Linked DNA regions of Homo sapiens: region 2 is linked to region 1. A link is an interaction called in ENCODE POLR2A ChIA-PET data of the cell type or tissue named here. Cell type or tissue: B cell. All regions are shown on one strand. Links, peaks and the distances in the headings refer to the core of each region. The heading gives the core; the rest is flanking DNA.

What was found. ChIA-PET counts read pairs that join two places held together with the same protein. Peaks named below come from ENCODE experiments on the same cell type or tissue, not always from the same donor. Only the 100,000 strongest peaks of a DNase experiment are listed, where the experiment ranks them.
Region 2: POLR2A ChIA-PET joins it to region 1 with 5 read pairs; 3 of 35 experiments call an interaction of 5 or more read pairs at or near these places.

Annotation. Positions count from the first base shown.
Region 1 is chr15:90,123,254-90,138,570 of GRCh38, reverse strand. IDH2-DT (IDH2 divergent transcript) reads right to left here. Exons shown (of 3, transcript NR_149130.1): 3 at 4,999-5,174. Among named protein-coding and RNA genes, the nearest start is that of IDH2, 28 kb to the right of the region's middle. In B cell, for the core only: no CTCF peak of the experiment used is centred there; a DNase peak (open chromatin) is centred at 7,090.
Region 2 is chr15:90,050,093-90,065,409 of GRCh38, reverse strand. The region is part of intron 1 of ZNF710 (zinc finger protein 710); the gene reads right to left. Among named protein-coding and RNA genes, the nearest start is that of ZNF710-AS1, 24 kb to the left of the region's middle. RefSeq lists a silencer at 1,461-1,520 and enhancers at 5,611-5,660, 5,671-5,730, 5,851-5,970, 5,796-6,507, 10,388-11,271. In B cell, for the core only: no CTCF peak of the experiment used is centred there; DNase peaks (open chromatin) are centred at 5,679, 6,665 and 6,919; H3K4me3 peaks cover 510 bases; H3K27ac peaks cover 3,398 bases.

The DNA.
Region 1 (15,317 bases), core at 4,662-8,661:
GAGGGGGTGTCAAAACTCCAAGAGCTGCCGTGTGTACTTCTCTCTTCTGGATACCTTCCACCATGACTCTGCCAAACAGACATAAACCTTCTCAACCAGCAACCACCCCACTCTAAACTACTCAGAAAAGAGGTTGAAAAACCAATAAGACTTCTGCAGAATCTCTTTCCTTTCCAATCTGCAAAGCTAACCCTTACCTCTATCCCCTACCCCACCTCTTACCAGCCTGGGAAAATACAGTTGGCCCTCTGTATCTGTGGGTGCTGTATCTGTCATGCGTGTCCGTGTGAAGAGAGTCCACCAACAGGCTTTGTGTGAGCAACAAGGCGTTTATTTCACCTGCGTGCAGGCGGGCTGAGTCCGAAAAAGGAGTCAGCAAAGGATGGTGGGATTATCATTAGTTCTTGTAGGTTTGGGATAGGTGTACAAAGTACCTTCTTAAGGGCGGGGGAGAATATTACAAAGTACCTTCTTAAGGGCGGGGGAGAACATATCATATCAGTTGGGGTGGGGCAGGAACAAATCACAATGGTGGAATGTCATCAGTTAAGCTATTTTCACTTCCTTTGTGGATCTTCAGTTGCTTCAGGCCATCTGGATGTATATGTGGAGGGCACAGGGGATATGATGGCTTCGCTTGGGCTCAGAGGCCTGACATTCCTGTCTTCTTATATTAATAAGAAAAACAAAACAAAATAGTGGTGAAGTGTTGGGGCGGCGAAAATTTTTGGGGGTGGTATGGAGAGATAATGGAAGATGTTTCTCAGGGCTGCTTCGAGCGGGATTAGGGGCAGCATGGGAATCCAGAATGGGAGAGATTAAACTGAAGAAAGATTTTGGGGTAAGGGGTGATGTTGTGGGGTTGTTAGAAGGAGCATTTGTCGTATAGAATGATTGGTGATGGCCTGGAAGCGGTTTTTTATGAATTGAGAAACTAAACAGAAGACACAAGGTCCGAATAAGAGGAAGAGAAAAACAGGTATTAAAGGACTAAGAATTGGGAGGACCCAGGACATCCAATTAGAGAGTGCCCAAGGGGGTTCAGCATAATTATTTGCTTGGTTGGCGAGTTTTTGGGCTCTATCCTTGAGTTTTTTTATGTTGTATACCAGGCCAGATTGATTTAGGTAAAACAAAAACAAAAAAAACACTTTATTTAAAAATATATGGAGTCTTTTTTTAATTTTTTTTTTAGCAGTGAGTAAGTCGAGGCCTCCACAATTTTGGAGGAAAGAGAAATGCAAAGCCAGAAATTGTTTGTTAAAGAAGGGTTAGAAATGGCTAGGAGAGAGTGAGTGAGATTGATAGTGTGGTGGAGATAGCTGGGGAGAGGTAGAGGGTGGCATAAGAACGGGAACGAGAATAAGAGTGAGTATAAAAGTAAAGAATAGGACTTCATCAGGGTGAAAGTACTGGAGTGCACCCTGTCAGCAAAGATGATCTATCCACTTTGAGAGAGACTTAATGGTGCCGGTTTGAGGTAAAACCAGGAGATATCAGTTATGATGGTTTGGAGGAAAAGTGTAAACTGGCAGTGTAAACAAGGGCAGGGTATTTACAAGTAGTTGAAAATAATGAATATGAGTATGACTAGACAGAAGATAGCAGGGATGACAAGTTTTTGGGGTGCAGTTCAAGTTGGGATGGTGTCTGGAATGAGACTGGGCTCTAATAAAAAGGACTGTCCATACAGGAGCTTAAATGGGCTTTACTAGCACCCTGAGGACAGGCTTTAATTCTGAGAAGGGTGAGAGGTAAAAGTACTGTCCAGTCCTTTTGAAGCTGGAGGCTGAGCTTGGTGAGGTATGTCTTTAAAAGACTATTAGTCCGTTTTACCTTTCCTGAAGATTGAGGACGGTAAGGGGTATGAAGATTTTACTACTGAATACCAAGAGCCTGAGAAACTGCTTGGTGATTTAACTAATAAAGGCCGGTCCGGTATCGGACTGTATAGTGATGGGAAGGCCAAACCGAGGAATTATGTCTGACAGAAGGGAAGAAATGACTGTGGTGGCCTTCTCAGACCCTGTGGGAAAGGCCTCTACCCATCCGGTGAAAGCGTCTACCCAGACCAAGAGGTATTTTAGTTTCCTGACTCGGGGCATGTGAGCAAAGTCAATTTGCCAGTCCTAGGTGGGGGCAAATCCCTGAGCTTGACGTGTAGGGAAGGGGAGGGGGCCTGAACGATCCCTGAGGAGTAGGAGAATAGCAGATGGAACACTGAGAAGTGATTTCCTTGAGGATAGATTTAACCGGACACCATTAGCAGGGAGAGCATGTGTGTTTTCATGAAGAATTATGCCGAGATAGGTAATGGATGAGGAAGGAATTTGGGCTTGACTGAAGTAATGGGGGCTGTCCGTGAAGCCTTGAGGCAGTACAGCCCAGGAAACTTGCTGAGCCTGATGAGTGTCAGGGACAGTCCAAGTGAAAGCGAAGAGAGGCTGGGATGGGACGCAAAGGAATAGTAAAGAAAGCACGTTTGAGATCCAGAACAGAATAATGGCTTGTGGAGGGGTTGTGGAGGGAGGCATTGAGGAGGAGAGTATATGAGTTCGTCACCACGGGGTGGATAGGCAAAACAATTTGGTTGATAAGGCACAGATCCTGAACTAACTTGTAAGACTTGTCTGATTTTTGGACAGGTAAAATAGGGGAATTGTAAGGAGAGTTTATAGGCTTTAAAAGGCCATGCTGTAACAGGTGAGTGATAACAGGCTTTAATCCTTTTAAAGCGTGCTGTGGGATGGGATATTGGCATTGAGCAAGGTAGGGTGATTAGGTTTTAATGGGATGGTAAGGGGTGCATGATCGGTCGCCGAGGAGGGAGTAGAGGTGTCCTATACCTGTGGATTAAGGTGGGGAGGTACAAGGGGAGGATGTGAAGGAGGCTTTGAACTGGGGAAAAGGGCGGCAATGAGGTGTGGCTGTAGCCCAGGAATAGTCAGGGAAGCAGATAATTTAAAGTGTCTTGGCCTAATAAGGAACTGGGCAGGTGGGGATAACAAAAGGAGTGCATAAAAGAATGTTGTCCAAGTTGGCACCAGAGTGGGGGAATTTTAAGGGATTTTGAAGCCTGGCCGTCAATACCCACAACAGTTATGGAGGCAAGGGAAACAGGCCCTTGAAAAGAAGGCAATGTGGAGTGTGTAGCCTCCATATTGACTAAGAAGGGGACTGACTTACCCTCCACTTTAAGAGTTACCCAAAGCGTCTGTGATGGTCCAGGAGGCTTCTGAGGTGATTGAGCAGTGTCAGTCTTCAGCTGCGAAGCCAAGAAGATCTGGGAAGGCGTCAGTCAGAGAGCCTTAGGCCAGAGCTTTAGGGGCTCTAAGAGTGGCTGCCGGGCAAGCTGGGTGGTTTGATTTCCAGTGGATCCCTGCACAGATTGGACACAGCTTGGGAGGAATCCTGGGCTGCTGGCATTCCTTGGCCCGGTGGCCAGATTTCTGGCACTTGAAGCAAGGTCCTGATGGAGGAGGTCCTGTAGGAAGGCTTGACCGCTGCAGCTTAGGCATCTACGGCTTAGGCATTTTGAAGTTCTTGTGTGCTGGAGATGTGGCTGGGGTTTCTCTCACAGTGGAGGCAAGGAATTGCAACTCAGAAATATTTTGCTACTTGGCTGCCTCTACTCTATTATTGCATACCTTGAAGGTGAGGTTAATTAAGTCCTGTTGTGGGGTTTGAGGGCCGGAATCTAATTTTTGGAGCTTTATCTAACGTCGGGAGCGGATTGGGTAATAAAATGCATATTGAGAATAAGACGGCTTCCTGGCCCTTCAGGGTCTAGGGCTGTAAAGCGTCTCAGGGTTGCTGCCAAAGGAGCCATGAACTGGGCTGGGTTTTTATATTTGAGGAAAAAGAGCCTAAACGCTAACTGATTTGGGAGAGGTCAGATAAAGAAAAAGGAGCATTAACCTTGACTATGCCTTTAGCTCCAGCCACCTCTTTAAGAGGAAATTGTTGGGCAGGTCGGGGAGGGCTAGTTGCAGAACAAAACTGTAAGCTGGACTGGGTGTGAGGAGGGTAGGTGACAGAAGGATTATAGGATGGGGGAGCGGAGGCTGAGGAAGAATTGGAGCCTGATTCAGCCTGGCAGGGAAAGACCTGAGGAGGAGCAGTTTGGGGAGGAGGGGAGAGGTCAGATGGGTCAGTAGAAAAGGAAGATTGAAAAGACTCAGTGACACTTGGGGTTGGGACTGAGGGGACAGGTGGGAGGGAAAGAAGGAGGATTTGGGATGAGTAGCATTGGAAACAGAGACTAGGGAGGGACCGATGTGTAAAAGAATGCCTGGACATCAGGCATCTCAGACCATTTGCCCATTTTATGACAAGAATTATCTAGATCTTGTAGGATGGAAAAATCGAAAGTGCCATTTTCTGGCTATTTGGAACCACTGTCGAGTTTGTGTTGGGGTTAAGCGGCATTGCAGAAGAAAATAAGGGGTTTAGGTTTTAGGTCAGGTGTGAGTTGAAGAGGTTTTAAGTTCTTGCCAGGCTAAGGGAGAAGAAGGAGGAATGGAGGGTAGAAGGTTGCCCATAGTGAAGGAGGCAAGCCCAGAGAAAAGAGAGAGTGGAGACATGGAGAGAAGGGGTGGGGGGTGTTGCCCCCCAGGAAAGTGGTGCTTGCCACTAAGGGTGAACGATCAAGGCAGGCTTCCCAGCGGTGATCAGACACCTCTGAAACATGGGTGAATAATCAAGCAGGCATTCCCACAGTGATTAAACACCAAGGGAAGACTGTCTTCCCGAGGCCATGACTGGTGCTGGAGTTTTGGGTTCACGGATAGAATGTGTCTCCTCTGTCTCTACCAGAAAAGGAAAGGAACTGAAATTAAGAGAAGGGAGAGATTGAAGGATGGTGCCAAGACTGAATGGAGAAAGAGGTTGAGGGATAGTGAGAGAGGTTGGAGAAGAGAGTAAAAAGAGGCCGCTTACCCGATTTAAAATTGGTGAGATGTTCCTTGGGCTGGTTGGTCCGAAGACCCAAGGTCGTGGTGGATCTTTCTCCTGGAGCAAAGAGCAGGAGGACAGGGGATTGATCTCCCAAGGAAGGGCCCCCAATCCAAGTCACAGCACAAAATGTCACGCGCATCAATGTGAAGAGAGTCCACCAACAGGCTTTGTGTGAGCAATAAAGCTGTTTATTTCACCTCAGTGCAGGTGGGCTGAGTCTGAAAAAAGAGTTAGCAAAGGGTGGTGGGATTATCATTAGTTCTTATAGGGATAGGCATACAAAGTACATTCTTAAGAGCAGGGGAGAATATTACAAAGTACCTTCTTTTTTTTTTTTTTTTTTTTTTTTTTTGAGACAGAGTCTTGCTCTGTCGCCCAGGCTGGAGTGCAGTAACGTGATCTCGGCTCACTGCCACCTCGGCCCCCCAGGTTCACGCCATTCTCCTGCCTCAGCCTTCTGAGTAGCTGGGATTACAGGCGCCCGCCACCACGCCCGGCTAATTTTTTGTATTTTTAGTAGAGACGGGGTTTCACCATGTTAGCCAGGATGGTCTCGATCTCCTGACCTTGGGATCTGCCTGCCTTGGCCTCCCAAAGTGCTGGGATTACAGGCTTGAGCCACCACGCCTGGCCACAAATTACCTTCTTAAGGGCAGGGGAGAATATATTGTATCAGTTAGGGTGTGGCAGGAACAAATCACAATGGTGGAATGTCATCAGTTAAGGCTATTTTCACTTCTTTTGTGGATCTTCAGTTGCTTCAGGCCATCTGGATGTATACGTGCAGGTCACACGGGATATGATGGCTTCGCTTGGGCTCAGAGGCCTGACAGTATCTGTGGGTGCTGTATCTGTGGATTCTACATCCATGGACTCAACCAAGCACAGAAAAATCATATTTGAAGGGTCATGCACGGTGGCTCACACCTGTAATGTCAGCACTTTGGGAAGCTGAGGCAGGAGGATCGCTTAAGGCCCAGAGTTTGAGACCAGCTTGGGCAACATAGCAAGACCCCATCTGGGCAACACAGCAAGACCCCATCTCTACCAAAAAAAAAAAAAAAAAGCCAGGCATGGTGGTGCATTCCTGTAGTCTCAACAACTTGGGAGGCTGAGGTAAGAGAATCATTGGAACTCAGGAGTTCAAGGCTGCAGTGAACTATTGTTGGTGCCACTGCACTCCAGGCTGGGTGACAGAGTGAGACTCTGTCTCCAGAAAAAAAAAAATTGGAAAAAATTGAAAAAATCATTGTGCCGTACTGAACACGTACCCTTTTCCTTGTCATTCTCTCCCAAACAATACAGCATAAAAACTATTTACATAGCATTTAGATTGTATTACATATTATGTGTAAAATCTAGAGATTTAAAGTATATGGGAGGATGTGGGTAAGTTATATGCAAATACTATGCCATTTTATATCAGGGACTTGAGCATGCATGGATTTTGGCACCCAAGGAAGGTCCTGGAACCAATCCCCCACAGATACTGAGGGCTGACTGCACAATGTTTAGCACACAAGCTTTAACTCTCCCACTGCCTGGCCCTTGGCAGGCCTGACTAGTTGATCGCAGAACTCTTTCCAGGTGAGCTCCTATGCAACCACTACTGATAGATCAGAACGGAAGCCTATTTCCCTCCTAATGAAACTCAGATCTAAATTATTGAACAGGCAAATCTTTTTCAAGGGAAAAGGACCAATGCTTGCAATAAATTCCATCTATGTTGACTACAGGGAGGTCAATTCTAAGAATGTATTTTCTTTTTTTGTTTTTTGAGACAGAGTCTTGCATTGTCACCCGGGCTGGAGTGCAATGGCATGATCTCGGCTCACTGAAACCTCCGCCTCCCGGGTTCAAGCCATTCTCCTGTCTCAGCCTCCCATGTAGCAGGGATTACAGGTGCCCACCAGCATGCCCAGCTAATTTTTATATTTTTAGTAGAGACGGGGTTTCACTATGTTGGCCAGGCTGGTCTTAAACTCCTGACCTCGTGATCCGCCTGCTTCTGCCTCCCAAAGTGCTGGGATTACAGGCGTGAGCCACCGTGCCCCGCCTCTAAGAGTGTATTTTCTATTTGATCAAATAAGAGGAAGCCTCAGGGGATCTTGTGGTACATCCTGTGACAAAATGGGATAATCACTGACCTGGAACTGGGAGTCCTGCTCTGTTCTGGGCAAAATGACTAACTTCCTTATTTTGTATGGGGGGTTACTATGCATGTTAAGTGATCTTAAGAAAGTGAGTGGATTAGTGAGGGTTCTCTAGAGGGACAGAACTAACAGGATAGATGTATGTATGAAACAGTTTTTTTTTAAATTATTTTTTATTTTTCTCAGACTGAGTCTCACTCTGTCACCCAGGCTGGAGTGCAATGGCGCAATCTCAGCTCACTGCAACCTCCACCTCCTGGGTTCAAGTGATTCTCCCACCTTGGCCTTCCAAGTAGCTGGGATTACAGGCACCCACCATCATGCCCGACTAATTTCTGTATTTCTGTAGAGACAGGGTTTCACCATGTTGGCCAGGCTGGTCTTGAACCTCTGACCTCAGGTGATCTGCCTGCCTCGCCTTCCCAAAGTGCTGGGATTACAGGCATGAGCCACCGTGCGCGGCCGAAAGGGAGTTTATTAGGGAGAATTGACTCACACCATCACTAGGTGAAGTCCCATGATAGGCTGGCTGCAAGCTGAGGAGCAAAGAAGCCAGTAGAGGCTCAGTCCCCAGAACTGCAAAAGTAGGGAAGCTGACAGCGCAGCCTTCAGTCTGTGGCCAAAGGCTGGGGAGCCCCTGGCAAACCACTATGTTGTCCAAGAGTCGAAAGGCTGAAGTGCTGGGATGACAGGTGTGAGCCACTGCGCCCAGCCTTTATTCATTTATTTATTTATTTATTTATTTTAGAGGCAGGGTCTCACTATGTTGTCCAGGCTGGAGTGTGGTGGCTATTCATAGGCAGGATCCCACTGCTGATCGGCACAGGAGTTTTGACCTGCTTCATTTCTGACCTGGGTCGGTTCACCCCTCTTTAAGCAACCTGCTGGTCCCCCGCTCCTGGGAGGTCACCATATTAATGCTGAACATAGTGTGGACACCCGGTTGGCACAGTGCACTACAGCCCAGAACTCCTGGGCTCAAGCCATCCTCCTGCTTGAGCCTCCTGTGTAGTTAGGACTACAGGTGTGCGCCATTGTGCCCAGCCTCGTGGAGTTTTAAATGGGGGGCCATGGTGAGCGGTTCCCAGAACCTGGAGGGAGAGTGTCTTTCTCTGGTGGCAAAAGCAGTAAAAAAGGAGACAATGGACAAGGTTATGGGCTGCAGACCGAACCCATAATCAGCATCTGCCAAGTCTAGTCTCAGCTGCTGGGGCCCTGACACCTGCAGAGATGGTCCCACTGCACCTGTACAGATGGTCTCCAACTTCCAATGCTTCCATTCTGGATTTTTCAACTTTGTGATTGGTTTATTAGGATGTAGCCCCAACCTAAGTCAAAGAACTCCTTATGACTTACGATGGGGTTATGGTTTCTACTGAAAGTGTAATGCTTTCACACCATCATAAAGTTGAAACATCTGAAATCAAACCATTATCAGTCGGGGGACTGTCTGCTGTGCTGTCCACATTAAATGCATTTTCCACATACAACAGGTTTATGGGGCTGTAGCCCCTTGCGAATCGAGGAGCATCTGTATTACTTCCTATTTCAGTTGTTTCTCTTGGCAACCCCTTCTCTTTTCCTCTCAGACTGGCTGTTACACGCCTCCTCCACTATCCTCAGTCCCCCAACTACTCATTCCCTCACCCTCTGCCACCTCCTTCGAGAAAATACAGGCCACAAGGCAGGAGCCATCTAGCTCCCACCAAACCAGGAGGGCAGGGGAGTGTTCTCTGGTCTGGGACTTCGATCCCCCTACATCTATGGTGTCAGCCATCACTGTCCTCTTGCTAGCATCTTCAGCCTCACCTCTACTAGCTCCCTTTCCTCAGCATAGAAATCTGCTAAGGGCATTCCCAGCTTAAAACAAAACTAAACTAAAACTAAGGCCTGGTGCCTTAGTTTAGTTTTTAAAAAAACACAGTTTCGGCAGGGCGCAGTGGCTCACGCCTGTAATCCCAACACTGTGGGAGGCTGAGGCAGGTGGATCGCTTGAGGTCAGGAGTTTGAGACCAGCCTGGCCAACATGGTGAAACCCCGTCTCTACTAATACAAAAAATAGCCAGGCATGGTGGCATGTGCCTGTAATCCCAGCTACTTGGGAGGCTGAGGTACAAGAATTGCTTGAATCTGGGAGGTGGAGGTTGCAGTGAGCCAAGATGGTACCACTACACCCCAGCCTGGGCGACAGAGTGAAACTGTGTTTATGTTTGTTTTTTTTGTTTGTTTGTTTTTTTTTGAGACGGAGTCTCGCTGTGTTGCCAGGCTGGAGTGCAGTGGCAGGATCTCGGCTCACTGCAACCTCTGCCTCCCAGGTTCAAACAATTCCCCTGCCTCAGTTTCCCGAGTAGCTGGGACTACAGGCATGCACCACCACTCCTGGCTAATTTATTTTATTTTATTTTAGTAGAGATGGGGTTTCACCATGTTGGCCGGGGTAGTCTTGATCTCCTGACCTTGTGATCTCCCCGCCTTGGCGTCCCAAAGTGCTGGGATTACAGGCGTGAGCCACCGCGCCCTGCCGAAACTGTGTTTTTTAAAAAACAAAAACAAAAACAAAAAGCTAAAACTAAAACCCAAATCCCAAAAGCCCTTCTTCCACCTAGTGTCTCTCTCCGTCTTTCTCCTTCTTGGAAGGGAAGTCTACACTGGCTGGCCCTACTTTGTGACCTCCCTGCCTTTCCTCCACCCACCTATGGGGTCTCCTGCCTTCCCTGCTACAGCCTCCTCACCCACTGGCAAAGAAATGAAGAAACAGACCCTGCCTGGCTCACTGATGGCCTCTTGATTGCCAGATCCCTGGGACACCTTCCGGTGCTCGTTGACTTGTCCACTTCGGAGCTTCCCCCGCACAGTCATCCCCTGGACACCTCTCTCCTGGGACATCTTGCACTTTGTGGGACAGCACCTTCTCTGTCTCCTCTTAGGGGCTCTTAGGTCCTTGTGTCCTCCAGGGTCTTGTCAACGATCCGTCCTCATAGCACACTCTCTCCTTCAGCAAACTTATCAGACTCATGGCTTCTACTACTGCCTCTGTGCTGAGAATGTTTAGTAATAAGCAACATGTCAAAGATGCAAAATAATCACGTGTGGAACAAGGATACTGTGTAAAGAAAGACAGTTGAAGGAAAAAGAAAAAACACTGATAGGCCGGGTGCAGTGGCTCCCACCTGTAATCGCAGTACTTTGGGGGTCTGAGGTGGGCCGATCACAAGGTCAGGAGTTTGAGACCAGCCTGGCCAACATGGTGAAACCCCATCTCTACTAAAAATACAAAAAAAAAAAAAATAGCTGGGTGTGGTGGTGTGTGCCTGTAATCCCAGCCACTTAGCAGGCTGAGGCAGGAGAACCGCTTGAACCTGGGAGGTGGAGATTGCAGTGAGTCAAGATCGCGACGCGGCACTCCAGCCTGGGCAACAAAAGAGCGAAAATTCCATCTAAAAAAAAAAAAAAAGGGCCAGGCACGGTGGCTCATGCCTGTAATCCCAACACTTTGGGATGCCAAGGTAGGTAGATCACCTGAGGTTGAGGTCAGGAGTTTGAGACCAGCCTGGCCAACATGGTGAAACTCTGTCTCTACTAAAAATACAAAAATTTGGCCGGGCGCGGTGGCTGACCTGTAATCCCAGCACTTTGAAAGGCCGAGGCGGGCGGAACATGAGGTCAGGAGATCAAGACCATCCTGGCTAACGCGGTGAAATCCCGTCTCTACTAAAAATACAAAAAATTAGCCAGGCGTGGTGGCGGGCACCTGTAGTCCCAGCTACTTGGGAGGCTGAGGCAGGAGAATGGCGTGAACCTGGGAGGAGGAGCTTGCAGGGAGCCAAGATCACACCACTGCACTCCAGCCTGGGCAACAGAGCGAGACTGTGTCTCAAAATAAAATAAAATAAAATAAAAATACAAAAATTTGTTGGGCATGGTAGCGGGTGCCTATAATTCCAGCTACTTGAGAGGCTGAGGCAGGAGAATCACTTGAATCTGGGAGGTGGAGGTTGCAGTGAGCTAAGATTGCACCATTGCACTCCAGCCTGGGCAACAGGAGCAAAACTCCATCTCAAAAAAAAAAAAAAAAAAAGTAAAAGAAAAAACACTGATTAAGACACTTGGGTTCCCCAGACAGTCCTTCTATATGACTGTGGGCAAGTTAACATACCACCCCAAGTCTTGGACTTCTCATCTACAGAACTGGGATAAAAATAGTACCTACTTCATAGGGTTGTTATGAGGATTAAATAGGATAATTCTAGAGCAAGCACTCCGTGCGTGAAGTTGCCAACATTATTTATGACTGTCTCTGTTGTCACTTGCAGGGGTAGAGAAGCAATGGGCAGAAGTGAGATGAAACTAAGAAATGGTAGTTTGGATCCAGGTTTTGAAATACACGAGGGCAGTGGACTTCTAGGGTCTGTTGGCCAAGGCATTCCTAATTAGAGAATGCAAGTATCAAGGGGCTGTGAGCCTAGGAGCAGGCAGCCCCTTCCTAAGGCTGCTGCTCTCTTTCTAGCCATCTGGACGACCTTGTGAGCACCTGACAGGGTGCATTCGGCAAGTGGCTGGCCAGCAAGTGGCTGGCCAGGATGCCCTACGTGCACGTCCCGGCATTCCTGAAATAGCCGCCCTGCAGTGGGGGGAGGTGCTGGTGGATGAGAATGTTAAACAGCTTGGAGCCTGGAAGGGAAAAGGTCACCTCTGGGGCTGTGTCCTCCAGGAGGGGGACACAATTGCCAGAGGAAGGAGTCCCTAAGAAGGATATTGAAGCTGCCCTAAGCTCTTGTGCAGTTGCCACGTCCTGGGCTATACTCCACAAGATCCAAAAGGAGACATGGGGTGGCTGGAGTGGTGTCTGGAGCCAGCTTGTACAGGCTCATGAGAGCCAACTGTTAAATTCTCAAGAATTTTGCAAGCCAGTTGTTACACATAGCCATTATTAAAAATTAAGTTATATAAACTTATGATTATATTAAAAGACTCAAACTCATCACTTTCTAATTATTTTACTATATTTTACTAGTATCTATGCATTTGAGGACATTTATGTCTGTTGCATCTATATGGTGGAAATATTATAGATGGAAATATACAACTCTGTTCAGTGATGCTGTGTTGGTAGTTTGAAATTGGCCATGGTGGAAATATTTACACTACCGAAATCAGCAAATGCTACAAGTTAGCAAACACACACACACACATACACACACACACACCCCCCGCACTGGAGCTGGTTGTTAAACATTTGCCAGCACCTCATTGGACAAACTGATTTCTTTCTTTTTTTTTCCCCCGAGACGGAATCTTGCTCTGTCACCCAGGCTGGAGGGCAGTGGAGCCTTTTTGGCTCAGTGCAACCTCCGCCTCCTGGGTTCAAGTGATTCTCTTGCCTTAGCCTACCAAGTAGCTGGGATTACAGGCACGTGCCACCATCCCTGGCTAATTTTTGTATTTTTTAATAGAGATGGGGTTTCACCATGTTGGCCAGGCTGGTCTTGAACTCCTGACCTCATGTGATCCACCAACCCTGGCCTTGCAAAGTGCTGGGATTACAGGCGTGAGCCACTGCACCTGGCCCAAACAAACTGATTTCTAGGAAGTTTGTTGTTAGCCATTTCTTGTGAGTTTCAGTATTAGCCATCTGCCCCACATGAACAGCGCCTGAGTTCCACTGCAGTTTTTTGGGTCTCCCTAACCCAATATCTGAGTGAGCTACCTTACACGTCCCGATCTCACTAGTCCTACCCCAGCCAGAGATGAGAATGATGGTGGCCATTATTCATCACTTATCACATGTTGCGTCCATCTTCAGTTGAGTTTTGTTTTTTGTTTTTTGTTTTTTTTGAGACACAATTGTATTCTGCCGCCCAGGCTGGACTGCAGTGCAGTTGTGCAGTCTCAGCTCACTGCAACCTCCACCTCCCAAGTTCAAGCAATTTTCCTGCCTCAGCCTCCCCAGTAGCTGGGATTACAGGCACATGGCACCATGCCAGGCTAATTTTAGTATTTTTAGTAGAGAAGGTTTCACCATGTTGGCCAGGCTGGTCTTGAACTGCCGAGCTCAAGTGATCCACCCTCCTTGGCCTCCCAAAGTGCTGGGATTATAGGCATGAGCCACCACACCCAGCCAGCTGAGTACTATTTATTTATTACTATTATTTTTTGAGACGGAGTTTCGCTCTTGTTGCCCAGGCTGGAGTGCAATGGTGCTATCTCAGCTCACTGCAACCTCCACCTCCTGGGTTCAAGCAATTCTTCTGCCTCAGCCTCCCGAATAGCTGGGATTACAGGTGTGCATCACTACGCTTGGCTAATTTTTGTATTTTTAGTAGAGACGGGGTTTCACCATGTTGGCCATGCTGGTCTTAAACTACTGACTTCAGGTGATCTACCCGTCTTGGCCTCCCAAAGTGCTGGGATTACAGGCATGAACCACCGCACCCAGCCAGCTGAGTATATTTTAACCAGCACATTACTATGAGGTTGGTACTAAGCTGTTACTCTACCCATTTTACAGATGATGATAAAGTGAGCCACGGAGAAGTCTGGAAACTCTCCCAAGGCAACCAGCTAGGACAAGGTTGGAGGCCTCACTTAATCACTAGCTCTACTGATAAACAATAATCTGATCATCTGATAAGGGAATTTAATTAAGTGGTTCAATTGCCACTCCTTCATGCTGCCAACCCTGACTACAGCTTTTAAACACCACAGGGCATTGTTTCATGTAGTTTTATTGTTCTTAGTCACAGTAGATAAAACTGTGGACTCTCAAAATGTGACCTATCCTAGGTCTTTAGGAGACTTTTATGAGTAAATAAGACTGTTCTAGAGTTAATGATCCACTATTTCAGTTGATGTAGGGCTTCTAACTCAATCAATTAGGGGTTGAGATCCAACTATGAAACTAACTCAGTTCAAGACCTGGCCATCTCCCATAAGAGCTAAAGCCTAGAGAGTAAAATTATTGTCAAAAGTTACATAGTTCAGCCACGTGCGGTGGCTCATGCCTGTAATCCCAGCACTTTGGGAGGCTGAGGCGGGCAGATCACCTGAGGTCAAGAGTTAGAGAACAGCCTGACCAACACGGAGATACCTTGTCTCTCCTAAAAATGCAAAATTAGCCAAGCGTGGTGGTGCATGCCTGTAATCCCAGCTACTCAGGAGGCTGAGGCAGGAAATCGCTTGAACCTGGGAGGCGGAGGTTGTGGTGAGCCGAGATCGCGCCATTGCACTCCAGCCTGGGCAACAAGAGTGAAACTCCGTCTCAAAAAAAAAGGTAAAAGTTACATAGTTCCTAAGAGGTGAGGACAGAATATTAACCTGACTGATTCCAGAGCCCCTGCTCCAGTGAGAGGAATATAATGGACTATTAGGCTGCTAGTAAAAAAACAAAACAAAACAAAACAAAACCTTGGGAGAAATGATAGTCAAAGGGTACAAATCCTCAATTAGACAGGAGGAATAAGTTTTTTTCTTTGAGATATATTGCACAGCATGGTGAATATAGTAAATAATAATGTGCTGTACATTTCAAAGTCACTAAGTGTAAATCTCAAATGTTCTCACTACAAAAATTATAAGAATTTGAGGTAACAGATATGTTAATTAGCTTGATTTAATTTTTCTACATTGTATTCATAAATCATAACATCACTTTGGTTTTTGTTTTTTTTTTTTAAGAGATGGGGGTTTCACAATATTGCCCAGGCTAGTCTTGAATTCCTGAACTCAAGCAATCCTCCCACCTTGGCCTCCCAAAGTGCTTAAGTTACTGGTGCCCAGCCCATAACATCACTTTGTAACCCATAGCATATACAATGGTAATTTGCCAATTTACAATTTAAAAATATGTTGTAGAAGAATATTTAATGGCAAAGAAAAATGCCCTAAAGTGTTAAGTAACAGATGAGGGCTAAAAAAATAACTTTTATCAATTCTTGAGAACACATTGTTTTTCACATTTAAACATACCTGAAATCAGGGTGGATACAAATCAATTCTAGATTAATTATAGGTATCATTGTAAAAGTTTTAAAAAAGCCTAAAGCTTCTGTACTTTAGGAAGATACTATAGAAGTTTTTTGTTTGTTTGTTTGTTTGTTTGTTTTGAGACAGAGTCTCACTCTGTTGCCCAGGCTGGAGTGCAATGGCGAAATCTTGGCTCACTGCAACTCCACCTCCTGGGTTCAAGCGATTCTCCTGCCTCAGCCTCCC
Region 2 (15,317 bases), core at 5,071-9,070, 74 kb after region 1:
TGGTTCAACACCTGGCACATCTGAGGAGAGGGGATGGCATTACTGGGGCGACTCTCGCCTGCTTTGCTCCCAGGGCTCCCAACGGACCAACTACCAGCCTCTCCCAGGGCCACGGTCAGGCACACGGTCGGCGGCCCTTCCTCAGGAAACCGGCTCCGGGCAAGGCGTCCCCCTCCCCCCAGCGCCCAGCGGAGCTTCCCCTTCCTGAGGACGGCTAAAAATACCCCAGACAGGAATTTAGCCTCCTTGAAACGGACACCAAAGATTAAACTATTAAGCTTAGAGTGAGGCTCTCGTGGAAGGGATCAGATAGAAGGAAACCTCGGCCTGGGGGGTCAGGGTGCATCTGGAATAGGCCGCAGGGGCTAAACGTGCTTCCAAACCACCACACCCCACCCCAATGTCCAGCTGCTGGGAAATGCAGTCAGCGAGGACCTCGAGTGCCAGCTCAGTCACTTGCAAGTGACTAAGCAAAGTCATGCCAGTGGCTCAGTTTCCCTATCTGAAAAACGGGGATGAAAACACTCACCCATGGAAGGGTTGTGAGGGCCCACGGTCCTAACACAGGTGAAGCAGCTTGGTTCATTATAAGGCCCTAACCAACTGTAAAGAATCACTGTTGGCAGGGGCATGGTGGCTCACACCTGTAATCCCAGCACTTTGTGAGGCTGAGGCGGGCAGATCACTTGAGGTCAGGAGTTCGAGACCAGCCTGGCCAACATGGTGAAACCTCATCTCTACTAAAAATACAAAAATTAGCCGGGCGTGGTGGTGGGTGCCTGTAATCCCAGCTGCTTGGGAGTCTGAGGCAGGAGAATCACTTGAACCCAGGAGGCGGAAGTTGCAGTGAGCAGAGATCGCACCATTGCATTCCAGCCTGGGTGTCACAGTGAGACTCTGTCTCAAAGGAAGAAAAAAAGAACCATTATTATCTGCCCAGATCTCTGGGAGAAGGCTTTTCTGAAAAAAGCCACAGAGCCAAGAGATGTTTCCATTCTTGGGCCCCAAATTCAGCAAAGCTTAAGTGATTCTGAGGACAACCACTAGAGAACTCATTCATTCATTTGTACAATAAATAGCCGCTAAATCCCTGCTATGGGTTAGGGCTTGTGCCTGGAGACAGCAAGGTGAATGAGGCAGGGGTCCTGCCCCTTGGGGCCCACCACAGCCACCCCCAGTGCCCTCCAGCCACTGTCAGTTTTGCAGAGCACGCTGAGGAGCATGGCTGCCTCCTGTCGCGACAGTCCGTCTGACACAGCACCCAGCGGCAACCCTCCTGTCTGTTGTGGGGTTTGGGCAAATGATGTGTTCAGCAGTTTTTGTAAACTTCCCCAAAGGCAGGACCAGCAAGAAGGAGGAACTGAGCATCAATGGCCAAGCCAGTGCTTCCCCCTTGGCCCTGGATGCTGAGTTCAATCCAGGCTCTGCCGTCTACTAGCCGTGTGACATCAGGTGATTCTCATCTCTATGGGGGGGAAGAGGCTCCTGACTCATGGGACAGTGAGATGAGGATGTCAGTGTCGTTAGTTCCCTTCCCTCTCCTTTCCCCTGCAGCCTAATACCAGGAATCAGCCCCCTCCCGCCAACCTCAAGGGCGCGGGCATAAGGAAACAGTTAACACTGCTTTAGAGGTGAGGAGAGGGCAAAAACGTCAGCCAGCGAACTGCCTGTGGGAGCTGAAGTGTGGTTCCCTACAGCAAGGGTAACCATGGAGCTGACCGTCCACACCGGGCCCCTTTCTACAAGGGGCCACTCCTTATAGTCACACCAGGACACCTGAAGCAAACCCCTTCCCATATGAACAGGTAGTTTGGACTTGAGAAGGTGCGTCTGTGTCAGGAGCCTGTGCTTGGCTGTAGAAAGGGACTAACCCAGAGTCCTTGTTCCTGAGGGTTTGTGCCTAAGTGGGGGCAGGGCAGGGGCACAGAGAGCTGCCAACAACTGACGACAAACACCACGGAAGACCTACAGCTTCTCATTACAGACACTCACGAGGTCCCCAGTCAGCCATTTAATACTAGGAACAACCCGGGGGGCAGGGGTGGGGTAGTGCGCTCCCCACCTCACGCCCCAGGAAATCCAGGCTTGAATAACACACTCCCAAGTGCCCCATCAATGAAGGGGGAGTTGGGTCTGCAGCCAGGCCCGTGTGGCCCCACAGCTGGGTCCCATCTGTGCTCCTGCAGCTATGCACCCGCGGAGGTCACACCCGAGCCTGGCTCCTCAGTTCTCAGGAGCTGTCCTGGGTCACCACAGGCCAGCAGGGGCACGTAGGCACGACCTGGGCAAACTGCAACATGAAGGCTCGGGCTGCTTCCTGGCTGGCTGGTCCAGGGCCCCAGCCGGCTGGGGGAACTGGGGTCTCTCCTTCTACTAGAAGTCTTCATTGAGCCACTGCCCACCTGGGCAGTTGGCCCCACGCTTTCTTTTACACTGGCCTGGAGACTTGGCTGAGTAGAACACACACCACCCTGTAATGCTCTCTTTGTGAGGCTTATGGGGGCAGGCCCCGTGTCCATGTTGTCTTGTTCACTGGGGCGGCCAGGCAGGCTGTGTGTGTGTGCGCGTGCGCGCGTGTGTGTATGCAGAAGGGGCTCTGCTGAGGAGGGAATCTAATTTACCTGCGTTTCGCATGTGTGTTCTGCCTGCCTATCGCACACGGAAATGAGGAGTGGGGAGGCCCGGTATCACTCTGTTCTCCCTCCTCCTGGGCCAGCATTGTGCCTCGTGTCTCCTCACCCGCTCTGTTCCATCTCCCAGGCTAAACCCTTCTGTTTATGTCCTGGCACAGGGCCATCCAGGGCAGGAAGAGAGCCTGCCAGGTGTGCGTCACCTGTGTGCCAGGGCTGCCTCCCCACCCAACCCAAGGCCCCTCTGTCATCCGCCTGGGGCCCCACTGGGGCCCCTCCCTTCTTAGAGCAGGGCCTCTCCCACCACTTGTGCTAAGGACTCAGAACAAAAGCTCCCCCCATGTCCAGGAGAAAGGGGAGCTCAGACTGCCCCAGGCTGGCAAGATGAGGGGCGACCACTGGCTGGGATGTGGCGTGGCCTCCCACCAGGATGCCCTCGGTCCCCAGGGTGGGGAGAAAGTCAATGTGAAAGGCGGGGAAATAGACACAGATGAGCTGCCTGATTGTAGTTGTGCTGGGAGTGGGGGAAGGGAGGACATATCAGAGAGAGAGAGAGAGAAAGGGAGAGGGAGAGAAGAAATGAAGAGACAGGGAAGGGGGGGCAGAGGAGGAGCCTGAGTGAGGGGGAGGGAGAGAGAATGAGGCTGTGGAGGCCAAGAAACAAAGGCGGGAGGGGGAGGGGCGTGCAGTGACACCGGAAGCCCAGGACTGCCCTATTTCCCAGGGCTCGGCACCTCCACCTCCCAGGCCTGAGGGCCAGGCCAGCCCCTGGGGAGGGAACAAAGACTCATCGTCTGGGGGCCAGCAGGGGACCTTCCCCACCCAAGCAGGGACGCCGTCTCCTCAGAGCTCTGGAATCTCTAACTGTGACTTCACCTACGGCTTTGCCCCATGGGTCCTGTAAAGGCTGGGCAAGTCGCCTGGCTCCTCCACCTGTCTCCATTTCCTGATCTGTAAAATGGGCACAAGAGCCTACTTGGAACGGGAACTATTGACCTACCTGCTGGTTACCAGGGTCCCTTCCCCAAGCTGTGACAGCACCTCCTCTCATCCCACACTGCTCACAACAGTGCTCCTTTCCTCTCATGGGGACCCCATCACTCTAGGAGCAGAGGAGGGTCGGGTGGGATCAGGGTGGCTGGTGTCCCTTGGGACACAGATCTCAGGGCAGAGAGTGGGTGAAGACACCCAAAACCTGGTCTCGCACGACAGGAGCCATTTTGAAGGAAGAACCAACAGGACCTTGTGGCCACCTGGACACTCTTTGACTAGTTCCCACCACCAGGGAGATCTCAAACACCAACTGAAGGGCGGGCGCGGAGGCTCACACCAGTAATCTCAGCACTTTGGGAGGCTGAGGCAGGCGGATCACTTGAGCTCAGGAGTTTGTGACCAGCCTGGGTAACGTGATGAGCTCTCATCTCTGCAAAAAAAAATGCAAAAATTAGCTAAGTGTGGTGGCATGCCTGTAGCCCCAGATATTTGGGAGGCTGAGGCAGGAGAATCGCTTGAGCCCAGGAGGCGAAGGTTGCAGTGAGCTGAGATCACGCCACTGCACTCTAGCCTGGGTGACAGGCGTGAAACCCTGTCTCAAAAAACAAAACAAAAAAAAGTATAGAAATAAAGAAAAAGCAAGCAAGCAAACAAACAAAAACAACCAATAGACAGAGGTCTGGGGCTTCTGCCAGGCCAGGCTTGGGACATCACCAACCACCCGTGATCAATGTAATTTGATGACTATTTCCTGAAGGTCCAGTGAGCCCATACTCCCTGACACAGCCTCAGCAGTGCCTCGAACTTATCCTGGAAGGCAGGCTTGCCTGTTGGCTCCTCATCTTGGCCTTGAATCACCAGGTTGCTCAGAGACTGCAGTCTCCAGCCCTGCAGCTGAACCTCTGACTTTTTATTTATTTATTTATTTTTTGAGACAGTGTCTTGCTCTGTTGCTCAGTCTGGAGTGCGGTGGAGCAATACTGGATCACTGCAACCTCTGCCTCCTGGGTTCAAGCAATTCTCCTGCCTCAGCCTCCAAAGTAGCTGGGATTACAGGCGCCCACCACCATGCTCGGCTAATTTTTTATATTTTTAATAGAGACAAGGTGTTCACCATGTTGGCCAGGCTGGTCTCGAACTCCTGACCTCAGGTGATCCACCTGCCTCGTCCTCCCAGAGTGCTGGGATTACAGGCGTGAGCTACTGCGCCCGGCCTGACTTTTTATTTTTTTAAGAGATGGGCCTTCCTCTATTGTCCAGGCTGGAGTGCAGTGGTGCCATCATAGCTCACTGCAGCCTCAAACTCCTGGGCTCAGGCAATCCTCCTGCCTCAGCCTCCCAAGTAGGTGGGACTAAAGGCATGTGCCACCACACCTGTCTAATTTTACATTGTTTTTGTAGAGGTGGAGTCTTGCTAAGTTGCCCAGGCTGGTCTTGAACTTCTGGGGTCAAGCGATCTTCTCACCTTGGCCTCCCAAAGTGCTGGGATGACAGGCCTAAGCCACTGTGCCAGGCTTGAGCCACTGATTTAATGCACATTTACTAAACCTATTAGGTGCTTGCTTGTGGGTAGATAGAAGGGGCAAATTAAAGTTCTCACCCTTGGGGAGTTGACTTGCGTAAGCTCAGTCCACATGAAGCACCCGGATCTCTGGGAGGCGGGGGCTGCAGTATGGGGGTGGGGTGGGGTGGGGACAGGGACTGAGGACTGGCTTCCGTGGAGGCAGTTCAGGACCCAACAGAGCAAGAGCGGGGAGGGGGCTCCTGACCCTGGGTCTGGCATTCAAGCCCTCCAGGATGTGGCTCTGGGCCTTTTGCCCCTTGGAGTCCAGGGCCCTGGGGCTGGAGAGGCTGAAGCTGGAGTGGGCGGGACAGGTAACCAGGTGGGAGGAGAAGAGGAAGTTCCAGGCCTGTACACCCGCTGTGAAAAACATGCACGGGATTTCACCGCCTAAGGAAACCAGCCTCTTGGTTTCCCCTGTTGTCCTCCTCGCAGGAGGCTTCAAGGGAAACTCTACTCACATGCGCAGAAGGGAAGAGGAAGCGAGAGCTGGAAGGCCTGTGCCTCGGGGCCCCTTGCCACAGTCTCACTTCTGCCCAGCCCACAGGCCTCAGGAGCCAGAGGCCCAGGGAGCTGCCGCCGGCACGGGGGAGGGGCAGGGGAAGTTCGAGAGTCTCTTCCTCCTGCGATCCTGTCTCTGCCTTGCTTCCCCTTTCTCTGTGGACAGATTCACTGAGCCCCACCTCTGGGAGTCAGAGTGGCTGGGCCCCTGACACAGGGCCACCAACCCACAAACCCCCGTGATGCGCACCATACCCGGCCCTGTTAACAGATGAGGAAACTGAGGCCCAGGGAGGGGAAGGGAATGGTCCAAGGTCACACAGTGAGACGGTGGGGGAGCAAGGGCTAGAATGCAGGTCTCCGGCCCCGCAGCCCCCACAGCCTTTTGGTAGGCGGGATGCACTGCCCATGCCTTCATTTGCTGCCCAAGATGGCTCCCAGGCAGGCTCCACTGCCCCTCTGCCCCCAACTCACCGATGTTTCCTACCTTGGGGCCTCTGCACAGGCTGATTCCCCTGCCAGGACTGCCCTTCCCTCGAACTGGGTGAATTTCCCATCATCTTTGAGGATTTAGTGCAAGCACTGCTTCCCTTGAAGTACATGAGGACAGGATGAGGACCCTCTCTCAGCCTGAGACCATCACTGTCGTGGTAAATCATATGCGTCATCTTGGCTAAGCTATGGTGCCCGGCTGTGTGCTTGGCTAAGCTAGATGTTGCTATGAAGGTATCCTGTAGATGTGACTCACATTTACAATCGGTTGACTTTAAGAAAAGCAGATGACCCTCCATAATGTGGGTGGGCATCAATCAGTTGAAGGCCTTAAGGGCAAACATTGAGGCTTCCCAGAGAAAGAATTCTGCCTTGAGACTGTAACTTATGAATCTTGCTGAGTTTCCAGCCCCCGGGTCTGCCCTGCAGATTTTGGACTTGCCAGCCCCCACAATCACAGGAGCCAATTCCTTAAAAGAGACCTCTCTGTGTACGTGTGTGTGTATATGTGTGTATATATATATATATATAAATATATAGTGTCTCCTACTGGTTCTATTTCTTACTCTAGAACCCTGACTGATACAATAATCACACTGTGGATCATCTCCCCTGACAGCCAGGCCACCCACAGGACAGTGACTGCAGAGGAACAGAGGGGGCCCAGCACGGGAGTGTCTCTAGAGAAAGACACCAGCGTACAGAAAAGGGAAGAGAAGGAAACTGACAGTCGCCAAGGGACCAAGACTGAATGCGGTAAGTGAGATGGAGAGTGAAACTCTTGCCTGAGAGTTCTACCAAGGCTTTGCTCTTCTCTGAGCACCTCACTCCCAGGACAGTCCTGCCTCCTCCTTGGGGTGGTGTCCAGGCAGCATAGGGAAGGGCCTCTCCAAATTAGTTAGCAAGAGCAGATGCACACTCTCAGTGACCTGACCTTGTCCGGTGAATCAAGCCAGAGGGCCCTCCCCACCCCAAGTGCCTTCTTCCTTGCCTTCCCCTGCTAATGGCAGAGTCCCCAGGAGCTCAGGCCCAGGAGCTCTGAGTGCTTTCTCACCTGACGCCCTCCCAGGTGAGAGAGCCCCTCCCACAGGGCCTGCTCTGACAACCCTCGCTCTCTTGATCCATTCCCCAGGCCCGGGTGCACCTACACCTGACCTGGGAGCCACGCCTCTGCTTCTATAAGCTGAGGGCTGAGGTGGGTCTGACTGCCACAGGGTGGCCCCTGTGTGAGGATCTCCCTCCTCTAAGAGGTCACAGTACCCTAAAACCCAAGGATATGAGGGGTGAAGCCCCCATGTCGAGGCATGAACTATTTTGATGTGACTTCTCAGACACAAACTCTTGTGAAGACAGAGACCCTGGGTCCACAGAGTTCCAGAACTGGTATCGTTTGATCAGAATGCCAATACCGGGGTCTCACTCTAGACCAGTTAAACCAGAATCTCTGGGTTCAGGGCCTGGACATGGGATTTTCTAGAGGCTTCTTAAGTGATTCTGATTCTCCAAATTATTATTATTATTATTATTATTATTATTATTATTTAGTCTTGCTCTGTAACCCAGGCTGGAGTGCAGTGGCATGATCTCAGCTCACTGCAACCTCCACCTTCTGGCTTCAAGCGATTCTCGTGCCTCAGCCACCCGAGTAGCTGGGACTACAGGAGCGCGCCACCACGCCTGGCTCATTTTTGGATTTTTTAGTAGACATGGTGTTTCACCGTGTTACCCAGGCTGGTCTCAAACTCCTGGGCTCAAGTGATCCACCCAGCTTGGCCTCCCGAAGTGCTGGGATTATAGGTGTGAGCCACCGTGCCCGGCCTCGAAGTTAATTAGCAAGAGTTGACGCATACTCTCGGTGACCTGGCCTTGCCTGGTGAATCAAGTGGGAGGCCCCTCCCCACCCCAGGTGCCTTCTTCCTCACCTTCGCCTAATGGCAGCTGCCCCACTTCCAGCCCTGGGCCTCCAAGCATAGCATACCCCCACCATCTAGGGCAGTTCATACAGAAGCTGGGCCCAGACCTATGGCCTGGCCCTCCCCATCCCCTGAAAGAACTTGGGCCAAAGTTTCCTCTCTTGGAAACATGGCTCTGCATTAAGCCTCAGTCCATCAGCCACAGGAGCAGATGTGCAAAGAACACACAAAGGAGCGCCATGGGGTAGAGTGAGGCCAGAACACAAAGGGGCAGAGAGCTTGGGCAAGTGGGGGTGGCGGGGTGGGTGTCTGAGGAGAGCCCAAGGGAATGCTGATCCCAGAAGGCACCGGGATTCTGGATGGTGCCCAGCCCCTGCCCCTAGCCTGGGGAACCCTCGCTGGCAATCAACCCCCCTTAGCCCTGAAGTGAGTTGGGTGGGCCTCTGGTTCTTATAGAAATGAGCCTGCCTAAACTAACAGGGCGTCTGCTGCACAAATTACTGTGGGCAAATGCTGAGCTGCCTGCAGAGCTGCATAAAAAGCACATGGTAGCTTCTCTTTGATGCTAAGTACAGGAGTAATGTGCCGCCTATGATCTGAAGACACCAGGATCCCAGAAGCCATGGGCCTGATCCTCCCACCTCGCAGCTCACATGCCCAGTAAACGCATGCGTGCTTCTTTACTGCAAGGGAGGGATGCTTGGCTCTCCCATGGCAGGATGGTGGCCTTGCTGAAGACCCTGTGCTTCAGCCACTTTGGCTGTGGGTCTTGGAATCTTCACCGGCAGGGCTGAAAGGAACTTTGGGGACCCTCCTGTCCAATGCCATCATTTTACAGATATGGAAACCAAGACCCCAAGGCCCCTACCCCTCAGTCAGGACTAATCTGGAGCTCTTTTTTTTTTGAGACGGAGTTTCGCTCTTGTTGCCTAGGCTGGAGTGCAATGGTATGATCTCGGCTCACCGCAACCTCCGCCTTCTGGATTCAATTGATTCTCCTGCCTCAGCCTCCTGAGTAGCTGGGATTACAGGCATGCGCCACCACGGCCTGGCTAATTTTTTTTGTATCTTTAGTAGAGACGGGGTTTCTCCATGTTGGTCAGGCTGGTCTTGAACTTCCGACCTCAGGTGATCCACCCGCCTCGGCCTCCCAAAGTGCTGGGATTACAGGTGTGAACCACTGCATCTGGCCTTTTTTTTTTTTAAGATGGAGTCTTGCTCTGTTGCCCAGGCTGGAATGTAGTGGTGTGATCTTGGCCCACTGCAACCTCCACCTCCTGGTTCAAGCGATTCTCCTGCCTCAGCCTCCCAGATAGCTAGGATTACAGGTGTGCACCACTATGCCTGGCTAATTTTTGTATTTTTTTAGTAGAGACGGGGTTTCACCATGTTTCCCAGGCTGGTCTTGAACTCCTGACCTCAGGTGATCCACCTGCCTCGGCCTCCCAAAGTGCTGGGATTACAGGCGTGGGCCACCGTGCCTGTGGAGCTCTTGACTCCTTGTGTTTCCTTCTATCCATGTCAAACATGGGGGTCACCCCCCAGCTCAGGCTCTCCCACCAGACTGTTTGCCTTCTACCGTCTGGGGACCATGAAGGTGTGCACAGGAGATTGTACGGGGCAAGGAATTTCCACCATTCAACCCACCTGCAGGAAATGTTTTGAGCTCTCAAGAGTTCTGCCACGCAGCTGTCCCTTGCCCTAGCATGCTAATAGTCAGTCAAAAGAGAGAAGACTGAAGCAAGCCTTATGCTTGTACCAATCGGTCACGACATCCCACCTGCTCCACATCCCAGTCACCTCCCATTGCTCTTGCAATCAAGCCCAAACATCTCACCAAGGGCCTCCAGAACTTGTCTGGTTGGTCCCTGCCTCCATGACAAGTCCACAACGTGCTGCTGTCCCCTCCCTCCATGTGAAGCCACGTGGACTTCATCGATGTTCTTTAATAGACCTCACCTGCACACGGCCTCTTCACACATGCTTTCCCCTACCTGGAATGCTCTTCCTCATTCCTCTCCCTTCAGCTTTCAGCCCAGGTAACACTTCCTCAGGAAGCTTGCCCGGACCCCCTGCCCCACCCTGACCAGGTCTAGACCCCAGGTCCTGTGCAATCTCAAATTTCATACTTTTCCTTCCTGGACCTTATTGTAACTTTAAATGATTTGTTAATGATTTATTTATTTATAGAATTACTTGCCTAATAGCTACCATCCCAGTTAGATTCTGGCATCCCAGTTAGATTACATTCTCCAAGGGCAGAGACCTTGCCTGTTTGCTCACCACTGCATCCCTAGCAGAGTACACAGATAGAATAAATTGTTGCCCTTTCGAGAATACCCATATTCAAGGGCAAAGAAAAAAGAGGCCCCTTGCCGAGACCAGCTTTGGACAGCAGCCAGATAGACCCTGCCCGCCTCTTTTCCCTGAGCTTTATGGCCAGTTCCTGTTCCGAGGGGGAGGGGCAGCAGGCCTCATGTTTCCAGAGGGCTCCATATCTTTCCTCCAAGTCCAGAAGCAAAGAAGCACATCTGTCCCCCAAACAAGTACACTATCCTGGACCCAGAGATCACCAGCTTCGTGTAACGGGAAAAGCAGACAAAACTTCAGCTCACAAGTTCAAGGGGACAAAGATAAGAATCAAAGGAAGTAACAATAGGACCATTCACTGCGCTTGAACTTCATCAGGGCCTGGGATGAAAGCACACCATTTCTAGCCATCGGGGCAGTCCTCTGGGATGGGGGGTACCATTTCCATTATACAGACGTGGAAACTGAGGCAGTCCCCTGCAGGCAGGATAGAGCAGGCCCCAGCTGGGTGGGCCCAGGGCCGAGACCCAGCCCTCTCCACCTCAGCTCTCAGGGATGGGCTTTCTGGGTCTTGTCTTCCTCCCCTGCCAACCTGTTTTCCCACACCGGGGCCTAATTCACACCTGGGAGCCCCTCATGGCTTCCCTTCCTCCTCACCAAGACTCGCCTCAGACCCCTCCTGCACCAAGCCCTCCGCCTTCTCCATCCCATCTTCCTCTCCCTCCATTCCTCCCCTCCTTCGGTTTCCGTGGCAACCCCATCCTCCGCTCTGCCACTCGGTCCTGCCTTCCCATCTCATCTCTTTCTTCCCTCTTTCATCTCTCCCCTCATCGCAGTGTACAGTCCAAATCCCCCTCTGTCCTTTGCCTCTGCTCTCTCGCTCCCTTTTACTCTCCTTTTATCTCCTTCAATGTTCTCTTGTCATCTCAGGGTGACATTTATTTATCTTTTGCTTAAAAATAAAAAAGAAAAGAAGGAAGAAAGGAGGGAAAAAGAAACCCCATTCCATCAGCCAGGGCTTCTCCAGATCAGTCCCGGCCTTCTCTCTCTCGGGTCATCTCTAAGGGTCAGACTCCCCACAGTGGCCAGGAGGGAGGAGACAAACCCCAGAACGGACCCCTGCCTGCCACAGGGAAGCTTCTCTATTGACCTCACCTAGGGAAGGGAGGAGGAAAACACACGGGTGGGAAGTGTGTGTTGGGGGGGCTCCCTGGGAGGAGGCATCCCAGAGAGCCTGGCCCTGCTTCTCTGAGGTCAGGGTAGGGGAGAAGCCGGCACCCACATCAGGATGAAGCAAGGGCAGGACCTAGAGCAGGGGGTAAGCCAGTGCAGAAATCCCCCATGACCAGCTCCAGGCAGGAATTCACTGCTGACTGGCGCAGGGGCTCACACCCATAATCCCAGCACTTTGGGAGGCCAAGGAGGGAGGATCATTTGAGCTCAGGAGTTCGAGACCACCCTGGGCAACATTGTGAAACCCCATTTCTACAAAATATTAACAGGCCATGATGGCACGTGCCTGTAGTACCAGCTACTTGGGGGGCTGAGTGGGAGGATGGCTTGAGTCTGGGAGGTCGAGGTTGCAGTGAGCCGTGATCACACCACTGTACTCCAGCCCGGGTGACAGAGTGAGACCGTGTCTCAAAAGAAAAAAAAAAAAAGGAATTCACTGCTGTCCAGGGAAACCCAACCATTCACCACCCCATGCTGCCTCTTCAGGCCCTACCTTGCCTTGTGTGAATGAGACACAGGGCCTGGCCCCAGGCTGAGGCACCCAGCAAATGCTCAGGGTGCCCAGCTCCCTCACTCCAAACAGGATGGTGAGATTCACCAATTCCCCAAAATACACTCTTCTATGTTTCTAAATTGCCTCTGAGTAAAGAAAGCAAAATTCATGGGCTTTCCCACCCATGTGTCTGTGCCCCGAGTTTAAGGCAGAATGAAAGGTTGCCACCTCTTTCTAATTTCTTTTCAGCCATCATTTACTGAGCTCATATTATGGACCAGGCACAAGGGACAGGCTGTCCCAGGGAGATAGACATTTTATTTTATTTTATTTTAATAATTATTATTTTTTGAGGCAGAGTCTCTCTCTGTCGCCCAGGCTGGGGTGCAGTGGCGCCATCTCAGCTCACCGCAACCTCCGCCTCCCCGGTTCAAGCGATTCCCCTGCCTCAGCCTCCCAAGTAGCTGGAATTACAGGCATGCGCCAACACGCCTGGCTAGTTTTTTTGTATTTTTAGTAGAAATGGGGTTTCACCATGTTGGCCAGGCTGGTCTCGAACTCCTGACCTCAGATGATCTGCCCACCTCGGCCTCCCAAAGTGCTGGGATTACAGGCGTGAGCCACCGAACCAGGCCCAAGATAGACGTTTTAATTTTCATTTTACAGATGAGCAAACTGAGTCTTAGAGAAGCTGTGATTTGTCTACGTCACAGAGCCAGTAAGAGATAAAGGCAGGATTGGAGCTGATTATAATCACATTCTTCCCCATTTACTCCTCTTCTTCCTGTGTTCCTGGGAGGACTGAGGTCACATCACTCCGAGTCCTCCTTAGCTCAGCCTCCTCCTGGCTTCTCCATTGCTGTTTTTAATCTCGAGTGATCAGAAATGACAGGAGAAACAAAGATCTGGGAATGGAGATTGACTGCAGAAAATGAAGCAAACCGATGATGGCTGTGGCCCCAGCATCTCAAAGTGACCAAGAGAAGAGATGCACTGGTGGAAAATGGGATCAAGTCCCCTGCGACAAAAAAAAGTCACATGGGGATGAAGAAAGGGGCCCTAGGTCTTCAGGAGCCCTCGAGCTGTGTGAGTGTCTGGCTGCAGGTGAGAAGCGTTGCTGCGCCAGGGATCAGGCCAGGGAGGGGCCATGGTATTGGTAGTCCTCCACTAAAAGGCTGGCTCAGCACCTCCTGGGCCCCAGGAGCAAGGTCCGAGGAGGGGGAGATGAGAAGCAGCAGAGGTGGGGAGGAAATGGGGAAGGACAGCCCCTTCCTCTGCAGGTGGTAGAAGGGAGGGATACATGGTTCTCAGTCCAGCAGACCTGTCCTCCACCCCCAGCTCTGCCACTTAGGAGCTGTACACCCTCAGGCAAGTGTCTCAACCTCCCTGGGATTTGGTTTCCTTGTCTGTATAGTGACAGGAGAAGGGTCTAATCACTGAGCCCTTCCTTTCAGCCTGGAGTTGTGCCTGTTGAGATCATTTTTATACAGCACAGAATCTTGACAACAAAACGTATTTACAGAGGAGGAAACCAAGGCACAGGAGTTGAGTGATTCACCCACGGTTACCAGGTACACCAGAGAATAAGTGGAGTTGGGTCTAACCTAAATGCCTCTGCTTTTATTAATTAATTAATTATTATTATTATTTTGAGACAAAGTCTCACTCTGTCGCCAAGGCTGGAGTGCAGTGGCGCCATCTCAGCTCACTGCAACCTCTGCCTCCCCAGTTCAAGCGATTCTCCTGCCTCAGCCTCCCAAATAATTGGGATTACAGGCACCCACCACCACACCCAGCTAATTTTTGTATTTTTAGTAGAGGCAGGTTTTGCCATGTTGGCCAGGCTGGTCTTGAACTCCTGACCTCAGGCGATCCGCCCGCCTCAGCCTCCCAAAGTGCTGGGATTGCAGGCGTGAACCACTGCGCCTAGTCTGCCTGTGCTTTTAAGATAAAGGAGATAAGGGAAATGATGTGTTTCATAAGGGCTGATGCATAGTAAGGACCCAGTTACTGGGAGTGACCGCTAATTTTTTTTTTTTTTTTTTGAGACGGAGTCTGGCTGTGTCGCCCAGGCTGGAGTGCAGCGGCACGATCTTGGCTCACTGCAACCTCCGCCTCTCGGGTTCAAGCGATTCTCCTGCCTCAGCCTCCCAAGTAGCTGGGACTACAGGCATGTGTCACCACACCCGGCTAATTTTTGTATTTTTAGTAGAGATGGGGTTTCACCATGTTGGCCAGGTTGGTCTCCAACTCCTGACCTCAAGTGATCCGCCCACCTCGGCCTCCCAAAGTGCTGGGATTACAGGCGTGAGCCACGGTGCCCCAGCCTGTGCAATTGCTATTATTATTGTTCCTATCATCCGGCCAGGCTGGTGCTGGGTGCTGGTGAGGCACAAAGATCCCCAGTCTCAGGACCTCACAATTTGGCTAGAGACAAGATTAAGAACCACAAAATAGTAGTGGAAAATATCACATAGGAAATAAGCAGTAAATAAATGTGCTTAAAAAAAAAAAACAAACTTAAGGTATCAGGAATGTTCTTCCATATAAATGGACACTTTGGGAGGCAATAAACTCAGGGCATGGGCCGCAGGGTCAGACTGCAGTCTGGCCCCACCACTCACACCTTGGTCTGTGTGTGCCTCAGTCTCCTCATCTGTGGCATGAGATAATGGTTCTCACTTCCTGGAGTTGTTAGGGGGTTTAACTGAGCCCGTTAGACAAATGAGGATGATCTGTGGTGTTTATTACCCAAAGGTTGGGTGGAGGGGTCCAGGGAGGCCTAGAGAAGGGAGAAGCTGATTAGGAAGACCCCTTCCCCCATAGACCCAGCCAGAGAGGAGGGCCTGCCCAGGCTGGAAGCATGGGACGGAGAAGGGAAGGGAAAGCGGACAGAAGCGCAGGAGGTAGGGAAGGTGCTGAGGTCTGAGGGCAGGTGAAGAGTATGGCCTGGGCACAAGCCCTCTCCGTTCTCATGGCAGTGTTATGACTCCTCCCTGGGCCTCCATGCCAGCAGAGCCCCTGGCAGCAGCTGCCTCCCGAAGCCACTACTGTAATCAACATTTATTTTGCAGTCACCCACACACCCAGCTCGAGTACGGATTTATGCCAGGAGGAGTAAAGAATGCCTCTCTCATTCACGTAATGCCTTCATGTATCTCCTGGGGGGAGGGACAGCTGGTGCAACGTAT